2 separate regions of the Mus musculus genome follow, and region 2 is linked to region 1. The links are chromatin loops, found by intact Hi-C in ENCODE. Cell type or tissue: left cerebral cortex. All regions are shown on one strand. Links, peaks and the distances in the headings refer to the core of each region. The heading gives the core; the rest is flanking DNA.

Region 1 (10,240 bases), core at 942-8,941:
CCCGTTTTCAACCACAGTATGTGGCCACTGTGTTAAAAGCACATGAAAAAAAATGCTCTTCAGATATAGAAGAATGTCAGAGGAACCTATACCACAAGAGGCTCCAGCCTCCTGTGACCACTAAGAAGGGTAATTGGACACAGAGTAGCCTGTAAAATGTACCCCTGCAGCTGACTGCTGGGAGCCTCCCCAAAACCCTGCAGGGGTGTAGATCAGCAGACGGTATAAACAGAACAGCAAACAGCCTTTTATTTGGTAGAAGCCACGTGTCACTGTCAGAAGCAATAAACTCCACGCGCAGGAACTGGGTGCCCTGGGTCATGGCAGCATGCATCTGCTTATGTCTGATTAGGATACATTATCACACTTAGTAGCAGCAGTGCCCCGTGCCCTGGTCAACTCAAGTGACAAGAATGATCTGGTGGGCTTGCAACAGCGGGGAGTGGTGGGAGAGGCTAGAATGCAATTCTAGCAGGTGGGAAGTGGCTGGATATAAATATTTTAAGACAACAAATATGATTCAGAAGCTAATTGGAACACACTGACGCCACCCAGGACTTCTGCAGCGTGACACACAGATGGGAATGGGACTCTCCGCCTCTGCATCGGAGAATATATGATAAAGCGTGAAGGGAGCTGGCCCTCCCAATGACACTTCTCTAGGACCTCAGTAGAGAGCTGGCAGGTGGATCAGGGAGAGGCAGGATAGAGCAGGGATGGGTGCAGGAGAGCCGCTGACTTCCTGGCTTGAGAAATCCTCTTAATCTTTGTAGACTCCATCTGAATAGAAGCAATAGTGGGTAGTGGTTAGGTCAGATGCTTTTTAAGTTGTCTATCTAGCTCTCTCTTCTAACACTGGAATTCCAGTGACCTGTACCTGACTCCTGGATCTATATTTAGGACTTAGGAGATAAAAATAGCTCAGGGGAGTCCAGTCCATGGGTCCTGGAGCCAAAGAGCTTGGGTTCAAACATAAATGATGTTGCTGATTGAATGGCCAAACAATGCCAGCCCAGACACAGAGAAGAGGGGCCTGCTCTGGGTTCTGAAAAGTACTATAGAGGGCATATCCCTGCTTTCTTCCATCTGTACCTCTTAACAATGGGATCCATGAAGACATGCCTTCCCAGAACCCAAGTTCTGATCACAGACCACATTCCACATCACTGGGTTTTCTGATTTGAATCTTCACTGTCTTCTATAAGCTTATGCTTTGAGTACTTATTCCTCAACTGATGGCACAACTTTGGGAGGCTGTGGAACTTGAAGAGGCAGAGTCTAACTGGAGGAGACACATCCTTAGAGGCATGTCTTTGAAGGTTATGGCTGCCCCTGTTTCCTTCTCTGCCTTCCACTCCAGCACCATGTGAACAGCCTCTGCCCCACAGTCTTGCTGCCCTGAGCGGGGATGTTCCACTGTGCCTCCCCTGCTAGGATGGACTGAAATCATGAGCCAAAATAAAAGACCCTTTCTCCTCTGAATTGTTTCTGTTACGTATTTTGTTAGAGCGACACAAAAGCGGCTCATACACTGCGGCTCTGGATCTTTGTCCAAAGACCCCAAGTCAGCCTCCAGGATCACGATGGTAGACTTCCATCTTCTGTAAAGGAGAAAGACCACGGCATTGGCATATGAAGCCCCTTTCTCAAAGAGTGGCCAATCGTATTGGGGTGCTGGAGGTTGGATGTGTGAACTGGGGAGCTCACATGTATGTCGAAGAAGCCTCACAGAACTTGGCTGAGTAACCATAGCCAGGAACCATACCCTTCCTGGTTTCCAGTTTTGAAATGTAAATTAATTAATTAATTAATTAATTAAAAATAAATTAAAAAATCTCAAGTTACAGCCAGGTACTGAAGTGCTTGTAAAGGTGTATTGGCCAACTGGAACGACAGACATTTTATTTAAAAATCTGTTGGCTGTTTTCAGAACATGGAAACATTTATACATGTATTATATAAGCTTCTACGTACACCTTTGCCCCCGGCCCACAGGTCGTAAGGCATGGTAGGCCCTGATAAAAGTGCTTAACCATTTGATTCAGGGTTTCCTCATTTGTAAGGTTAGAGATAATGTCAGAACTAAGTTTACACAGCTCTTGAGCGGGCCACAGAGCTGACACATACACACTGGCCTTATGCCCAGTGTGTAGTGAGCATTCAGTAAAAGCTTCAGGTATTATAACTTGTCCATCATCCAGACATGAGATTGTTCTGTGTTCAGTGGGTACTCCAGTGAAATGGCTTGACTTTGTCAGTTGTCACGACACTTGGCACATGGTCACTGAACTAGGTGGCTTGACCGCAACATGAATTGGCATCTTGTCACCTTCAACTGCCAGTATCAGCCTATGTGGTGCTCCAGCCTGGGGGGACCCTTTCTATATTCTCCTGGGAGATCTGTACCCTAGGGACATAGGACCATCACCTGCATGGCTACAGTCAATCAACGAGATGCATGTACCAAGCTGTTTACAGATCACTGTGACCCAGGCCTCCTTAAATGTCACTAGCTCTGCTGGGGCAAGATGTGTGGGAAGCTGACACACATAACCCCTGTCTTGAGAGTAAATAAATAAGTTTTATGCAGGCTTAGGCATCATGCTATGAAGTGTCTTGCTTGGAAACTTGGCTCTTGATAACAAGCCAGTGGGAAGGCCAACTCTCTCAATTTAACTTCACTATCATTAAATAGCCTTCCGTGGTTCTTGATACGCTTATTTTATTTTTCTGGCCCCATGCCAGTTAAAAGTAGGCTAAATGATAACTCTGTTAACGAACACTTCAGCTAATTTTGTGGCAGAGACTGCAGGGGAGGGAGCAGGTGGGACCGTCCTCACACTGTGGGCTCATAACCATTTCGAGCATCAAACATTTATTAAGGGCCAGTAATAAAAGCCCCCATGATAGTGTAATGGCTCATTCTAAATGCTTCCTGCTAATAAAATGAGCATTGATTCAAAAGGCAGTATTTAAATTCGATCCACAGCATGTCAAGGAAAGGCCAAGTGTGGCTGGAGTGTGAGAAGCGTTTAGCCTATTCATTTAACCATCCAAGGTCTGGCAAATTGTGTGACAGGAAATGCTTCACTGGGGAGGCACTTACAGACCCAGCTTCAATGCCTAGCTCCCTGCGTTAGGTCTTGCTAACGCTGAACTTGGGGTACAACTCTCTGAGCCTGTTGCACTGGTTCCTTAAAATACAGATATTGTAGTGGTTGGCTTTAGTTGTCAACTTGATACAGTCTAGAATCACCTAGGGAGATGGTCTCAATCAGGGATTGTCTATATTGGGTTGGCTTATGGGCCGGTCTGCAGAGAATTGTCTTAATGAAGTTAACTGAGGTGGAAAGACCCACCGGTGGGTGGGTCTTAATGCAGGCAGCACCTTGTCATGGGCTGGGCTCTGAGCTGTTAAAGAGAGGAAAAGCTAGCTCAGCATAAGCAGGCAGGTGTGAGAGCATGCGCCCATCTCTCTCTGTTCTTGACTGTGGTTGTGATGTGGCCTGCTATCCCATGCTCCTGCTGTTGTGACCCACCCTGACCCCCCAGTAATGGACCGTAACCTAGAATTGTAAGCTGAAATAGTGCCCTCTTTTCCCCTAGATTGTTTTTGGCCAGTGTATTGTATCCCACAACAAACACTAACTAGGACCACTGGTCATACCTCTCCCATTAAGTGGCTTGCAGAGTTAAAGCAATATGGAATCCACATGCTTAAGATTCCTTACTACCTCCTATGACCCCAAATGTGGCTTCACTCTTGACAAATACTTGATTAGCTTCAGGGAAGTGACTGTGCCATGGACAAATGAAGGACTCAAAACCTATAGGCTCCTGATGATTGTTGAAGCTGTTTGGCATAGGAGCGCCTTGATCCCACCTCCAACTCGGAAACGCCTCTCATGGTCCAGCCAGTGAGTCTGACGATGGCGTTTACACATTTACACATGTACAGTCTTTCAGTTGTACTTGGGACAAAGCCAAATCCCACATGATTATATCCAAGGCCTGTCTCTTACTACCATGCACCCCTCCCCCTCTCACAGACCTTGTGGGCCAGCTGTATACTCTGTTCTGTCTCCTCCCCTCACACACTTCATCCCCTCTTCCTGAGCAACGCTCTCCACCCTGAGGGGTGGCTGAAGGACCCTCTTCAGAGAGCCCTGAGCTTCCCTCTACCAGCCACGGCCATGTGTCCCTGCAGCCCTCTCTCTTGGAGCTGGAGATGCACCTCATTTCTGTGTGTCTAGGCACGGACTCCACATGTTTCTCTGAGTGGGTCGACTCGGCTCTCACTCCTAGAGGCTCTTGTCCTGTCCTAGAGATTTAAAAAGAACCTATCTGCTGAGAACTCACAAGTAAATCTGGCTTGGTCCACCTCCTCAATCTGATCGTGCCGACACTCAGCTGCCCACTTGCATATCCACTCGGATGTCCATGCCTGTCCTAAACTGGGCTCTTCACAGTTCTTCCCAAACAGTCTCCTCCTCCGCCCTTCCCATCTTAGCAGATGGGAACTTTATTTTTCTGCTTCTCAGACCAAGAGGTCTTGTCGTCACCCTCCTCACTTTCTTTAACCTGAATATCCCCATGGCTGTAATTCTGTTAGCTCTGGTTCCAGACACACTCAGCATCTGACTCTTCCCATCACCTCATTCTTGCCTAGATTAGCATCTAAGGGAGACCTCCTTGTCTGCTTCCACCCTCCTGGTCTGTAATAGCAGCTGTTAAAAGGACTGGGATTAAACCTTATATTTTTAGATGAGTTGCACAGGCACAATGCCTATCTAAGGGTAACATCTAAGAACATACAACCCAGTATTGTGTCCACAGTGACACTGCAAGAGGATGCTGTTTCTCTGCTCAAGACTCTCCACTTACTTCCCAGCCCATGCACAGGAAGGCCAAGTTTCCGGAGTGATAAGACCCTGTATGATCTGGTTTCATCTGCCTGCCAAGTTCATTTCCACTGTTTGTTAGACATCCCAGGTGAGCTCCCACCTCAGGTCCTCTGCTGTCCTGTCCGCTGGGAACACTCCTTCCCTCCTGCCACATGGCTCTTTCTTTTTGTAGGGACTTTTTCTAGCCTCATCTTAATTCTTAACTTCTCAATACATATCACTCTCCCCTGACTTATTGATCATTGTCCTACATAATTCATAATTTATTTATCGCATCTATCTTCTGTCATTTCCAAGCTGTGAGGGTGTTGACTTGGGGATCTCTGTCTATCCATCTACATCAGCATACGATACACAGTGTCCCTTAATCAAAGTATTCCCAATGAATAAATGAATAACATCTTCAAGGAAGACATTAACCCCAGGAGCTCAGTTGGAACCAGTAGTCTCCAGTGTTGGGTACGAAACAGTCTTCCTCCACATCATTAGTAATCGTACAGTGGTAGAGATCTTTACATTTTGATGAAGAATTCAAGTTATATTTCCTTATATTGGCACAAATTTTTTATATTGATTCAGGTTTAAGGTTTTCATTGGTATAAATCTTTGTATGTTGATGCAAAATATAAGATTAACTTTGCTACTCTTAGGTAGGCATTGTGTCTATGCAACTCATTTAAACATACAAGGTTTGATATCAGTCCTTTTAATAGTTGCTGTTACAAGCTGTTTAGTATAATTAAATAATGCAAGTTAATAGTCAGTCAATCAAACTCATAGTCAAGTTAGATATTAGTCTGGATTATCACAAATACACATCCTGAATAGTATAGTATAGATAGCTGGAGACAGGCATTCTTTGCTTGTTCAGGTATGCTATGAGTAGATAGATGGACTTCCAACATGTCAGAGATCCCCAGAATATGACATTTAAAAATCATTTCATTATTAAAAGATCTTTTGACTATGAGCTAGTTCTGCTCCTAACTGCTCCCATTTTACTTCAAAGATGATGAGCATCAGCACCTCCCTGACTGAGGAAAAAGCAAGTGTCCATCATTGGTTTCTCTTACTCCAGGCATAGCCATGTCCCTCAAGGGTGGGCAATATATTCTGCCTTTATTGTGGTGACTTCCCTATCCCTTGGACATCCAGAGCAGACCTAGAACTGAACTCCCACAGGTACAGGCTGAGTACTCTAGGGTCAGATCTTAGCCCAGACAGTTTGCTATCCTTTTCTCAGATGTGTGGGGACAGGCAACACTCTGGCTTAATTTCCTTAGGATCCAAGATCTAAATGAGGTCAGGGTTACTCACTTACTTACTTCAGCCTTAAGAGAGCCACACCCCTCTCTTAAGGGGATGTGTGGGAGAGCCTCACAGGGAAGCGTTTAGCACATACCTTGCCTCGAGTCAACCTAGTGCTTAGTTAACATTAGACTTGTGAGCCCTATCTCTGTATTCTAAAGGGTAAAACAGAGGTTTCCTTCTCTCTGAGGCTTGGTTTTGTTCTAAAGTCTTCCTAATGTCTGCTTTTCCAACTCTGAAACCATCAAAATCCTGTAAGAGACCCAGCTTGTTGCTTTTCTGCTTAGGCTTTACCTGAGTCTCCTGGCTTCAGCTCTGCCCACTGTGATTTTATTAGCTGTGGGTTCAGCCCTGGTCAGGCTGCTCAGTCAATAAAGGCCAGCCTGGTAGTATCTGTAGGAGCTCTCCGTGCCATCTGGGAAGTGTGCAAAGACCACCCTGGCCACTCTGGGGGTCAGGAGAGTTTACCTGCTGTCAACTCCTATTGTGTCCATTGTCCATCATCCATTCATCCTCCTGTTGACTAGACCCCAGTCTCTTCTCCCTGGTTGTGCACCAAGTCTTCAAGTGATGGAGACTCCATTTGGACCCACAGTTATTACCAATCAACAGATTGCTTGCTTACTTGGTTTAGAGACAAGCACATGCTCCAAGACAGGCCAATTACAGCTCATTTTTAGTGTGTGTGTGTGTGTGTGTGTGTGTGTGTGTGTGTGCGCGCGTGCGCGCGCGTACTGTTGGAGAATAAGCTTTCCTTCCTATTGGATATGCAGCAGCAAGAATACCCAGCTGGGAAGTTCTAGCAGCCACAGAGATGAGATGGTGACTCAGTTGAAACCAGATGGCAAGACAGCAGCCTTACCCAGGTGAGAGCATTTGATCCTGGACTGAGCCAAGCCTGGACACTAAATGGCTTACTGGGACAAACTGTGTAGCTATGTGGTCTGATCAGGTCTTTAGGTTACTTACGTGAGTATGACACGTTTTTCTCACTAGTAGTCTGAAGGCACAGAGCCTTAGCCACTAACTCCTCACTACAGAAATCCATCTGCTCTGATCCCTTCTCTCTAGGACAGTGGTTCGCAACCTTCCTAATGATGTGACCCTTTAGCACAGTCCCTCGTGTAGTGGTGACTCATAACCACAAAATTATTTCCTTGACACTTCATAGCTAATTTTCCTACTGCTGTCAATCATGTTATGCGGGATATTTGATATTCAATTCTTATAAAAGGGTTCTTTGATGTCACAAATGGGGTGTGACCCACAGGTTGAGAACCCTGCTCTAGGGCCTGCTCTAGGGCCTGCTGTTTCCTTAGTTAGGTGGTAGTACTTAATCTTCATTTAAGTAGTAGTTATCAATTCGTTTCCAGCATGGAAAATAAGCTTGGTTCCAGGGAGCAGACGATCTGACCTTGACTGTTCAGTCTTCAAAGCCTGCCCCCAGGTGTCACTGGCATCACCCTATCCTGGGAGCAGAAAAACTAGCAAGCTCCTGACCTGAGCTCTACAGAAATCCCAATAACCAGGATTCTCGACTCCCCATGTGGGGAGCAGTGGTTCTGAAGGACGCTCTTTGGGAAATAGTTGGGGTCGGGAGAAAATGTTTCTACATTTATAAAGTTAACAATGTCTTGTACATTTTGTTCCTATTTTCGAGAAGGTTTATTTATTCGAGGTGCTAATGATCACTTCCACAAAGAGAAATGTTCTGCCTATCGGAATTTAGTGTTTTCAAATGTCCCTGATGATGGAGCAGGTTTCTTTTGTCTGTTTTTGGCTGAGGTTGTAATAACTTGAATGTTGGGAAACCCTTAGCTAGAATCCATATCATCTTCTAGTCCTGGCAGCGTGCACACCCAACCTTTGCTTGATGGAGACCTGCTTCTGTTCTGGTTTTGTCTGGATTGTTTCACTCTGGCCCCCTTTACCACCAGAGTTCCCTGTGTGCCTCAGGGCTGAGGACATGCAGCTGTGCTGTTTCTTGGCACACAGTTCCCCAGTGATGGTATCAGGAGACAATTAGGTTGGGTTGACAGCATCCATCCTTCTTGGGGCCTTGTGGACTCCCTGACATCCTGCTCTGGGACCACAGCAGGGACTGGACAGTAAGAGTATCTCTAGCTCCATAGAAAATAGTGATGGATGTTTCATGCTTAGGGTCAGCACAGGAAAAGATTCTGGGGGATAAAGCCTGTAATGAAACCCACCAGGACCATAAAAAGTACAGTATGGCCAGGGAGTAGGGACTCTGGGACTCTCAGGCAAGGTGACTTTGGGGATCTTTGATTTAATATTTACTCTCAGAACAGCAGCATCGTACTTCTTGGGAAACAGAAACACTTATGAAGTTTCGCTTGCTAAATCCTTGACTCGTTGCAGGAGGAGGTATAAGGAGTCTTTGGTTCAAGGTTGGAGGAAGGGGAGTGACCCTTTTTTGACTACCTACTGTGTGCCAGGTCCTGAGCTGTTCTGTGCCTAGTATCCTTCTTAGTTTCCACACAATCCAGGGAGGTAACTGGTATGCACTTCAATAGGGAGGAAGCCAAGAGCAGGAGCATGGGCAGCCTTCCCTTGGACAGAGACACTGGGATCTGAGCCAAGGTCTTCCAGCACCTTGACCCTGCCTGGGCAGGGACTTCACAGAGCGCAGTCTCAGGCCAGGTTGGCTCTGCCTCTTAAGTCACATTGGGCAAGCACTGTCTTTTTCCTTTCTATCCCCTAATAATCTCTCTGCTTGGGTCCAACGCAACACAGAACAGAATTCCTAGGCTTTAATTTCTTTGACACAGAGATGGGATCTGGGGGAAAGAAAACAGCTAGATGCAGGGTGGAGTTCCTGGGCTAACTGCATACCCCCAGCATGGTCAGTCTCTTGCAAACTGACCCTAAAGGACTTCGTAGGGATTAGTTTTGCCCCTTTAGGGGGCTAGCTTGTCTCCAGAAAATATCAACTTAATTGTCTGGTTTTTGTGCATGTTTGTGTGGATGTGGGTCCTGTGTGTGTACTGGTCCATACACATGGGTGTGGAGGTCAGAAGAGAAAACTAATATCATTTCTCATGTGCCTCCCATGTTTTGTTTGTGACGGGGTCTCTCCTTGGCTAAGCATGTCCACTGGGTAGACTAGATTAACTGGCTCACAAGTTCCGGAGATTGTCTGCTGCCCACCTCCAGAAAATATCAAACACATGTGACCATTGCGATCCTGGCTTTTTATGTTGGTTGTGGAGATTTTGTGAGAGAGCCATTTTATTGATTAAGTCATCTTCCTTGCCCGTTTCTAGTACCCCCCCCCCATGTCCCACCTCACTCATCCCAAGAGGTATTAGTGAGAAATTGTTTTGGGAGCTAACACTTCAGGGTCCTGTTCTGTCTCTGCTCCTGAATGGCAGCATGGCTCCTTTCTCTCTCTGAGCCTAAGTTTTGTCATCTATCTACAGGAGTAACAGTGTTGACTCCCCTCCCCCACAATGACAATGGATGAGGTACTCAGCTAAACTCATATGGAATTTACTAAGCGGTATTCCCAGCACCATGCTCCACCTGAGGAGAAGAGTGTGTCCCAGAGCCCTGCACACGGTCCCTGCCTTCTGCTAATTCACCAGTGCAAAGAAGATGACAGAGGCAACGGATGGAGTGGCTTACACCTCATGAGTGTTCTTGGTCTCTGTTTCATTCGGAACATATGATGGCTGTCTGACGTGGGCAGAGTAAATATCCTTATTCTCGTTTGACAGATGGAAGAGATGAAGGTTGCAGAAAGGAAGGCAACTTGCTGAGGAGTAGTAATCGTGTCCCCAGTTTGTACCTACAATTCATTGGCACCGGGTTTTCATATGTGTTGCGTCATTGAATTAGAAAGAAATAAAATTCCCTGCATGGTGAGATGCATTGCTCTGAGACCTTCGTGGCAGACGAGAAAGGGAACAGGGCCAGATTGCCAGTTCCCATCGGGGAGGGACCAGACCGACCGTCTTCAGTAAAGATGGCTTGGGTAGATGCTTTGGCGTTCTGCCTGTGACCCC
Region 2 (10,240 bases), core at 918-8,917, 72 kb after region 1:
TCCTTTCCGGCTGGTGTATAAATTTAGATATATTGAGAACTTAGGTAGAAAAACTTTGCATTCTGCCTGTTACAATGTCCTCACTGTACCCAGTTCAACCACTTGCTAAATCTCTGGAGAGAGGAAAGGACCAGTCTCACACCTAAGCCCATTTACTCCACTGTAGCATCCCAGCAGACTCTGTGGTCCAGCCTAGAGGCCCTGTTCTCCACCCCTGTGCCTCAGAGCCTTCTCTGCAGCCTAGTGAAGGAAATCTTCTGGGATGAGTCCTTCAGCCTTCAGTCTAACCAGACACGATTCTAATTCGCAGCTTTTACTGTCCACACTGAGTGATTTCTTAATCAATAACCTAATTCGTTATTAAAAAAAAATCAATTGGTTAAAAAATTAATACCTTATCTTTTAATGCAGCTAACCAACCCCAAACCCCAGGTTAGTAAGTTATTTCCATTAACAGGGGCGAAAAAATCTTTAGCGGTACAGTCATCTTTGCATTCTGAAATGATAAGCTTCATACTGATTATAGAGCTAATTATATGACAATGACCCCATTTCCTCATCTTCGTCCCCTCTCACCCAGGTGGGCTTTCCTGGCTTCTTTGCTGTGGATGAGATCCACATTCCTCTGATCCACTGTCTCTACTGCACAGTGAACTTCCTAAAGTGCATATCTGACCTTGACAATCTCCTTAATCCTCTTTAATGTTCTTTTCGGGGCCTCTATCACCTATTAAGGTCTCAAATTCAGGTGAGCATCTTTGGGTCTGTGAATGGGTTTCATGTGACCCACATGGGGACTTGCAAGATTTTAACTGGGATGTTTTTATGAAGGGCTAGCACTATTCTTCAGTGTGTCAAGGGGGTCTTACTATGCCCACCCAACTTGCACCTATTAGACTCTTAAAGACAGCTTTCTTTGCAACCTTGAGAGAAGGTGGGGTCGCCTCAGCGAAACCTGCAGTGTGTCTGAGGACAAGTCTAAGCACTTGAGCCCTTTCAGGAAGAACACAAATGACTCCTGTTTATTAAGTCCCTGCTGTGTGCCAGGCCCAGTGCTAATCACTTCACAGACATTATCTCATACAAACTGCCCACGAATGCCAAGCAGAGGAGGAAGCGAAGAAGGGGGAATGCTAGGGTGTGGCCTCAGGCCAAAAGCTAAGCAAGAGCAGCACCATGATTCAAATGCATCTGGTTGCACAAGCTCTGCACTGCAGAGCCATGTGGTCCTGATGGGAGTGGTCTGCCTTTTCCTTCGTTCATGGCACAGAGCTTGACCCTTACAGCATCCATCCTCTCCTAAGAGCTCTGCCTGTCTGTGCTTTCCCTCCCATCTCCCAAAGTTTCCCTCTCACCTTCTGTTGCCAGCAAGTCCACATCTTGCCCCAGCTGTTGGTAATCCAGGGTTCAGCCCTCAGCCTGTTGCTCTCTCTGTGCACAGGCTTCACGTCTGTGATTCTTCTTCTCAGTCCCAGTCACTGAATCCACCATTGCATTCCCCTGGACCTCCCCTGGAGCTCAGGTTCGTATGTCCGAATACGTTTAGGATGCTTGGTTGCTCAATGTGCCCCAATGGGGAGTTCCATCCCCACCTCTATCTAGATCCATTCTCCTCCTGGTTTCACTGGGGTCATATGACCAGTCAGCCCGGTGCCCATGCAAGGGAGGTTTCTTTGCTCCCCGGTCTGGAGCTGTGTTACCACCACTACCACCATCATCTCTGGTCATCCTTCCACTTCTGTGCCTTAGGCCTCATTGGATCCATCTCCTGAATTGGACCAGACTCGCCACTTCTAGTACCCACTGCCATTGAGTCTGCTAATCTCCTTCATTCTAACTACTGAGTTTGTGCCCTCAGGTGTCTTCTTGCCCCCATTCATACCCTATTGTTATTCAAATGCTCTGTGGTGCTCCCACACCTAAGTCCCCAGTGGCTTCCCTGAGAGGAGCCTCAAACTTCAGTCCAGACTACAAGGCTTGCTACAGTCTTCCCTACATTTATCTTTCAGGTGTCAGCTTACACAGCTCTCTCCTTCCATTCTGCCCAAGGTACAGACAGAATCCTTGCATCCAGCTCTTAAACAAGGCAACTTCATTCTGAATTCGGGGGTGGGGTGGGTGGGTCTGGTTGGGGGCAGGGCTTTGTGTGGTGTGCCTGGGACATGGTTTCTGGGGTGTTCCCTGTTGTGTCCCGCCATTGTTTAGGTCTCACTCCCGTGTTAGATCGAGATCCTGACTACATGAGATGAAACATCTTGTTCACATTGCTTTCCCTGCTCTTGAAGCTACCATCCTAGTCCATTGTCTTCACTATCCCTCCTACCATTTTAAATTATACATCACGGCCTGCCTTTTCTACCCCATTTAACTAGCCTTTTTAGACAGTAAGTCCTGTAAGGGCAATTGTGTGACTCCCTGTGTTCATTCACTGTGTTCTGGTATGCAGTCAACACTCAATTAATATTTACTGATGAATGGCTGAAACCTCTGAGGGGAAGACTAGGGATAAAAACAGATTTTAGACAAATCCTTATTGAATACATTTTTTTTCCAGTACTGGAGATAAACCCTGGTCCTTGAGCATTCTCAGTAAATGTTCTGCCAAAGAGAAATATCCCCAGCTCTAGGTATCTATTTATTTGTACACAGAGAAGCATAAAGTATAGAAAAATCCTCTTCTTAGCACATGTATCCATGGCCTCCACCCCGTACATGGTATGCTTCCATCATCATTATCATCATCGCCATCTTCTTCACCATCACCATCACCATCCTCACATTTATTACCAGTACCAGCACCACCACCACCATCATCCTTCTTATTCCCATCCCCATAGGTAGTAGCAACAATCTCCAACATGTCTACAGTGCATGTGCTAAAGAGTACACTTCTCCTGCATCTCTCTCTCTCTTTTGGCTTTAAGGACATCACAGCAATGGAGGTTAGTGGCTAATTTGTATCCACATATTTACAAATGAGGGAATTGAGGAAGTCACTTGCCTGAGATCGTTCAGCTTCCAGTTCAAAGAAGACATTAAATTTGACACCTGGGAGATGTTCAGGGTCTTCTCTTTAACTAAACTAGCTCTCTCCATGCCAGCCTCCTGTGCTGCCAAGTCCGATGAGGTAAGGAGAACTCAGGACTTACTCCCATTTTAATGCCTGGTGAAGAAACTGCCCTCGAGCCTGTATTTCACGCTGGCAATGTAGAAGTGGCTTTAATTGCATGACTGCTTCAGGTGAGTGTAAGAGAACTTTTTGGGTTGGTTAAGGAAAAAGAAATTACAAAATTAAAAGAGGGGAAAAAATAAATTACTGGTGACTGTTTTTACTGCCTTTGCTTACACGCCGCAGTGGAGAATTAAAAAGTTATATAGCCCAGGTTCCTGTTCGTGACTTATCGCAGATGAATCCTCCATATTTATAGCATTTCTCCTCATGGGGGCCATCTCAAGACAGTAAGTAACCCCCTGATATAGGTTACTGCTCTCTGTCCTGGAACCCCGTGGGCCCTGTGAACTCAGCACAACTGTCACTGTAGAGATGATGTAAGGACCAGAGAGACAAGGTTTATTTACCATTCTCCTGCTTGGAGAGCGCATCCCTTCTTCACTCAACAAGCACTGTAGGGTCCAGGACAGAGAGCAAACACCCTGCAAAGGCTGAAGTATTGTGGCCAAAGTTCCATGCCAGAAGCCCTTCTTACATCCCCGCCTCTCAGATGGAGGCACAGAATGATGAGACGGCTTGCCCAAGGTCACTGACAGAGACTTGCTTTCCATGACTCCAGATCTTGAAGAGTTTAAAGGCCAGCAGGAGAGGAGATGGACAAGGCAGAAGGGTGGGGGAGTGGGAGCACATGGCCATTTAGAGCTAGGTTCCACAAAGGACTCTACCTGGTTCTTTTATTATCCTGAAGACCACCCTGGAAATGTCTGATGTTTCTGTTACACCGATAAAGGACTGAAGACCCAGAGAGATAAATAATCTAGTCTTGGATAATTAGGAAGGGGCATTGCTGGGATTCGAACTGACATCTTTCTGGATATCACTAACTGGGTGGCGGGTGAGCTGTGCTCAGTTTCTATCACCTCATGTATCTTGGATAGATTCACTCCATGGAAATGAGGATTCTCTCATTCTTAGACATCAAACTCTGACTACTTGGAATCAGGTGGGGACCAGGGACAGGAGCTGCATTCCCTACTCCTAGGCACCAGTTGGGAGGTGTCATGTGCCCTTAGACCACGATGAACAGAGAACTGAGTCCCACTTGCTCGAAAGCAGTTGAGCGGCAATGTTTTCCTTGGTGTTCAAGGATAAAGATGTGGAAACCCAGCATCCCAAGGCGACTTTTTTAGGAGGCACAGAGGTAATACACACAGGACAGCAAAAAGGCCTCCATAGTCCTCCAGCGCCCACCCAGAAGTGAGCATGGGGAGGGGCGAGCCTAGATCAGATACAAATTACCACAAAATTCTAAACCTGAAAACAATGGTGGGCAGATTCCAAGGTCAGGGACTCCTTGCCTTTTCTGATAGCACTGGATGGCCAGAAAGACCACCCGAGGAAGACTGCAGAGGTCAGGGGAGCCAGGGAACTCCAGCTACAAAATATATCTGGGCTACACTCCAAGCCAATGGGATTATGACCTTGGGGGCTGAAGCTGTGACTCTTTTTTTTCAATTTCCCCATGTGATTCTAATATACAGCCAAACTGAGAAATTCTGGTGCACCATCTCCTCTATTTTCTAGGTGGGCACCAGTGGCTCACAGAGGGGCCACAAAGGATGCACAGCAATAGAATTCAGTCCCGATCTTCTAGCCTCCATCTTGGGACTCCTCCTCCATTCCTTTAGCTGGGCAGTTGTGACAGGACAGTGGTCTGGTTGCCCGAGAGACGGATACCACCCTAATTTCTTATCATCAGTACCTCATGACCTGGGAGAGCCCTAGGCACTTGGGAGGCCCAGACTGAATCATGTCTGCAAGACTACCTAAGCTGGTTACATACTTCAGCGTAGACTGGAGAACTGAGGCAATTACCTAATGTGTTAGCAAAACCTGTCCCTGCGGCACTCCAGTGAGCCAAAGCCATAAATACGAAATGGTAATTTCTCTCTGGAAGCCTGCCTCCTGTCTCCCATACCATCCCCTCCCACTCAGAAATCACCTACCACTGCCTGGTTGTCCTGTCCCGGCTGGGGCGGCAGTAACTCTGAGTTATTTAAACATCTCAGGCAAAACTTTCATCTTGAGATCTGAATCATCACGCCTAACCTCAGCTTGCCTCTGCAGCCTACTGCCTGACCGGAACAGACCTGCTAGTCTTCCACAGACAGTCATAAAAATGCCCTGAAAGGACTAATTAATGGCTCCCAGAGGCTCTCATTTTTGTGCACAGTGTAGACTTGCACCAGCCCCAGAAACGGGGTGAAATGAGCTAACTTGTCTTGAAGAGATGGCCTCCAACTGGCTTGTTGACCTTGAGCAAGTCATTGTACCTGTCTAGGACCTGTAACTCTTCTCTTGCTTCTCCCAGCTTTGTGAAGAGCTACCCCACTTCTTGCAGGTACTTGGAACAAAGTCTTTCCATGGAAAAGTCTAGAGTGGAGCCCATACTCCACTCTATTCTATTCATTCCTGATCTATTCATCCCTGACAGTCTCAAAGGGCAGCACAGGGAAGATGGGACTGTGGGATTCCAGGTGGAAGGAAAAGGATCTGCGAAGGCTCGCTCCACTGGCCATTCAGATTCCAGGACCCAATGCGGTTCTGCACAACCAAAGACATAATGGGTGGAAGTCAGAGCTTGGAGATCTCCTGGGGGCTTAATCTTATTTTGAAGGTGGAGGGAAACTACGTGATACCTTTAGACAAGAAGGACTCTCAGATTAAAGATAACAAAATGGTTATCGAGTCTACCTTTTCAGCACTGAGCTGGAAAAGCTACTGAGGGGGGACTTATCTGTTGCTTGGCTACAGGATCCCACAGGGATGAGGGGATTGAATTGATGCCGTGGTGTGGATTAGCACTGATAGCCTTTGAGCTCAGCACAGTACCTGGTCTATAGAATGTACCAAATATATGAATGAGTAAATGAATCTGTGAACAGTTGAATGAACAAAAGGCAGAGCAAAAGAATGAGTGACCAAAACACCCAAGGAGCGTATGAATGACTCAATGTAATGAATGAGTCCGAAAGCAGGTGTGCAGGCTGCCTCTGTGATTCTAAGAGCCATTAGCAACCCCAAAAAATGCAGGCTTCTGGCTGCATTACCTGGCGATTGGCCTGGTCAGAGTCTCAGCACCCTGCAGCTCAAAGACGACTGAGGACTGTGATCATGAAGGAGGTTTTCCTTCTGTTCCCACCACTGGTCCACTGATACCCACACAATCAGAGCAGGAAGCAGACATGCCTGGCGGCTCATCCCTGCAAGGGACTCAGATATGCAACTCTATTGCCATTTCTCCATTCACAAGGTCTCTGAAGAGCTCTTCATTTCAATAGCAGACAAAGACAAAGGAAGAGGTATTCTTCACAGTTGCTGCAGGGCACGTAGCTCTGGGGGGAGGGGCGGGGGTGGGGCAGGGGGTGGGGCTGGAGCTTCAGCCTGGTGAAGCAGCTGAGCTTCCTAGGGTACAACTTAGCACAAGGGAGCCCTGCCTTGAACCCTACTCACCATCACACAGGGTAGAGTGGCAAGTTGAAATGCAGCCAGGGCTGCCCCAGTTAGAAGCCTTGCATCCTTCTTAGGCTAGGCTGACCTCTCTCCTGACCTTGGACATCCTTGTTACATAGAATGTGGTGGCCCAAGCAACAGTCTGGTCCTAAGTAGTACAGACATTGCCTGAGAACTTCTCAGAATTGCAAGACCCTATCTACTGAACCAGACTCTGTATTGTTGCAGAGTCTGTATTGTTCCTGGGTCACTCTCAGGGACATAGAAATTCCTGAACTTCAAGGAGCTTTGCTCGGGTAACTCAGGCACCTGTGTGGAACCTCTCTCTCATCTAAGAATTTAAACCCTGACTAGGTTTCACATGCCCTCCAACAGGACAAGAGACAACATCCCCCTAAGAGGGGACAGTGACATTGACACTTACAAAAGGAATACATTTAGACTCCTGCCAGCAAATCACCACCCACTATATAGAGCCCAGCACCATCCTGGCTCTGGCTGGATAAGTTTGGTCAAATCAAGCCTTGATTTCTTCATCTGTCAAATGGGTTTATGCTATACTCTGCTTATTTTTGTGATTATGCAAGTCAAAAGAAGTGAGGGATTTGCATGCTCTCTGTGAAACAGAAAGCCTGGGAAAGAGGGCTTGGGCAACTTGCCATCAGAGGTGACCTTTTCAGAGGCTAGACTATAAAACACACCTACATGTTGAAGGCTTGAGACCTCTGGCCTCAGGAAGACTGGCAGGCCTAGGAGGAGGTGCCAGCTGGGTAGGATGCCCCATTCCACAGAAAGCTCCTGATTAAGTCGGCCCCACCCACTGTGCAGCCCCCACTTGTGAATCTGCAATGATTGAATTCTTAGGGTTGCATTTTTCCCATTTGAAAGGAGAAGCTGCCTAGAGACTTAAGGCTCCGTCCCATTAGCATTCTAGGGGGTCAGTGTTTCCAGGCTGCTCGGGCCACGTTGTTCCTGCACACTGTGTGGGTGAGGGAGGCAGTTCCACTTCAGAAGGAGCCAGATGTACCCACAGCACAAAGAACAAGGGCTGGAGCTGTGGAAGCTGAATTTTCTATGTTGGAAGGAAGGAGGCAGATGCTTCTCCCATGCTGGCTTTGCTTTGCCAGCCCCATGATGAATGGAATCCTTCCCCATCCCTGGGTGGCCTCCTCTTCTCGCCTTCCAGGTCTCCACACAGCAACCCTTCCCTCAGGTACCAATCCCACCCTGCTCCTTGTCTTTAAACGCCTCTCACTGACCCACCGAGATATTTCTGGCTCTTAAATCTTTCCCCAGTATTTGGGGTTATCGATTTGTTTGCTAGTGATGTTAATGGCACAACTGTCTCTCATCCTACAATCTTTCCTTAAAATCTTCTATCCTATGTATGTTAAAAATACATCACTGGGCCTGGTGGCATAGATCCATAGTCCCAGCTGCTCAGGATGCTGAGACAGGAGAATCACAAGGTCTTGATCTACCTGGGTCTTGATCTACCTGGGCCTTGATCTACCTGGCTAACTTAGTGACTCCTGTTTCTGGATAAAATATTTGAAATGAAAATGTCTGGAAACATTTTCAGTGGTAGAGCACTTGCCTCGTATGTACAAGGCCCGGTTTCAATTCCCAGCATGATAAAGAAGTAAATAAGTAAAAGCTGGGGCCTTCCCCTATACATTCTTATTCAGTAGCTGTGATCTGTAGCTATAGCTTTGTGTTCCTTCTGTTTGTTTTGGTGACAGGGTGTCACTTCGTAGAGTGGGCTAGTCTTGAATTTCAGAAGATACTCCTGCCTCAGCTCTCCAAAGATGGGACTGCAGGTGTAAGCCTTGACACTCAGCTGGCCAGGGGTTTTTACTTAAGCCCTCAGATGGCTTCTGTCCTTCATGGATACTGGGAAGCCTGGCTCCAGAAGCTCTCTGTGAGGGATGGTTAAACTCATGCCCTTGTGCTGCCAAGCCATGGCAGACCTAGGCAGGCTCCCAGGAACTCTGTAGACTGAATAAATGAATAAGTCCACAGCTGTTGTGGGGTGATGACTCTCTGCCTATAGAATGGGTAGATGGCAGACTTGCCTATAGGGCACCTATGGTGTTTGCTCTCAGAGGGATGACAGTTGACAGGGCTGGAAACACTGACTGCAACCAAGACCAGGAAAGGAAAGGATTCCAAGATGGGCCTAGACCCCCTTTGTTTTGTAGCTGCCTAGTGGGGAGGCCTGGCCTGATATGTCCACAGAAAAGGTGCAGTGTTTTTAAAACAGTATTGTTCTTTTGTTTCAAATGTGTATGTTCTGTAACTGATACACACAAGGTTAAAAAGTTTCAACTACAGAGAGGGGTGCAGACAGAGAGGCAAGCTCTCCTCCAAAGCACAAACCCCAGCCCCAGGGATGTGTAAGCTCATCTCCAACCCCAGCACTGAGAACGGACATATGGGAGAGGCAGGGCTCCCAGGGAAGGCAGCAGCTTGAGCAAGGGCATGGATGTTGGGAAATTTCTTGGAAACAGAGAGTGTCTCATAAGTGACTTGGCACAATAGCTCAAGGCCATGAACTCTTGACTCCTCAGGGGTAGAAGAAGGGATGGCAGCCAAGGTCACAGGGCCCGTGAGGACTGTCCTATCTCATCTGCTAGTTAAGAGTCTTGGAATGTGATAGAGAGCCAGGAATGAAGTAGGTAGGAATCTATATAAATTCACCATTCAAATTGCTGTCTGTTGGCTAAATGTGGTGGTGAGTACCTACATTCTCATCACCTCATCGGCAGAAAGGCAGGAGAACCAGGTGTTGAAGGCCAGCTTGAATTACCTCAGACTCTTTCAAAAACAAAACAAATCAAATCCAAAAAGCAAAAACAAAATCAATAATGCTGTCTGCTAACTCCTCAGCAGGATGTACCCCCATTACCCCTGGCCTTGATTTCTTCTTTCGTAAAATGGGTGCAATGGAATTTAATTCTTAAAATGCTGTTCTGAGGGCTGGGGAGATAGACGGCTCAGTGGTTAAGAGAACTGACTGATTTTCGTATATTAAACCATCCCTGCATCCCTGGAATAAAACCTACTTGGTCAGGATGGATGATTGCTTTAATGTGTTATTGGATTCGGTTAGCAAGAATTTTATTGAGGATTTTTGCATCGATATTCATGAGAAATTGGTCTGAATTTCTCTATCTTTGTTGGATCTTTCTGTGGTTTAGGTATCAGAGTAATAGTGGCTTCATAAAATGAGTTGGGTAGAGTACCTTCTACTTCTATTTTGTGAAATAGTTTGTGCAGAACTGGAATTAGATCTTCTTTGAAGATCTGATAGAACTCTGCACTAAACCCGTCTGGTCCTGGGCTTTTTTTGGCTGGGAGACTATTAATAACTGCTTCTATTTCTTTAGGGGATATGGGACTGTTTAGATGGTCAACTTGATCCTGATTCAACTTTGGTACCTGGTATCTGTCCAGAAATTTGTCCATTTCGTCCAGGTTTTCCAGTTTTGTTGAGTATAGCCTTTTGTAGAAGATTCTGATGGTGTTTTGGATTTCTTCAGGATCTGTTGTTAT

The links. A loop is a pair of places that touch in the nucleus more often than their neighbours do. Peaks named below come from ENCODE experiments on the same cell type or tissue, not always from the same donor. Only the 100,000 strongest peaks of a DNase experiment are listed, where the experiment ranks them.
Region 2: a loop joins it to region 1, with 5 times the contacts of the local background. A loop is called at or near these places in 2 of 42 quality-filtered maps.

The regions. Positions count from the first base shown.
Region 1 is chr11:81,055,382-81,065,621 of GRCm38, forward strand. The region is part of intron 1 of Asic2 (acid-sensing (proton-gated) ion channel 2); the gene reads right to left. Among named protein-coding and RNA genes, the nearest start is that of Gm51910, 75 kb to the right of the region's middle. In left cerebral cortex, for the core only: no CTCF peak of the experiment used is centred there; a DNase peak (open chromatin) is centred at 4,383.
Region 2 is chr11:81,127,706-81,137,945 of GRCm38, forward strand. All of the region lies in intron 1 of Asic2 (acid-sensing (proton-gated) ion channel 2), which reads right to left. It overlaps Gm51910 (a long non-coding RNA gene), which reads left to right and starts at 7,625. Exons shown (of 3, transcript XR_003949744.1): 1 at 7,625-7,898. In left cerebral cortex, for the core only: no CTCF peak of the experiment used is centred there; DNase peaks (open chromatin) are centred at 5,154 and 7,633; H3K27ac peaks cover 1,138 bases.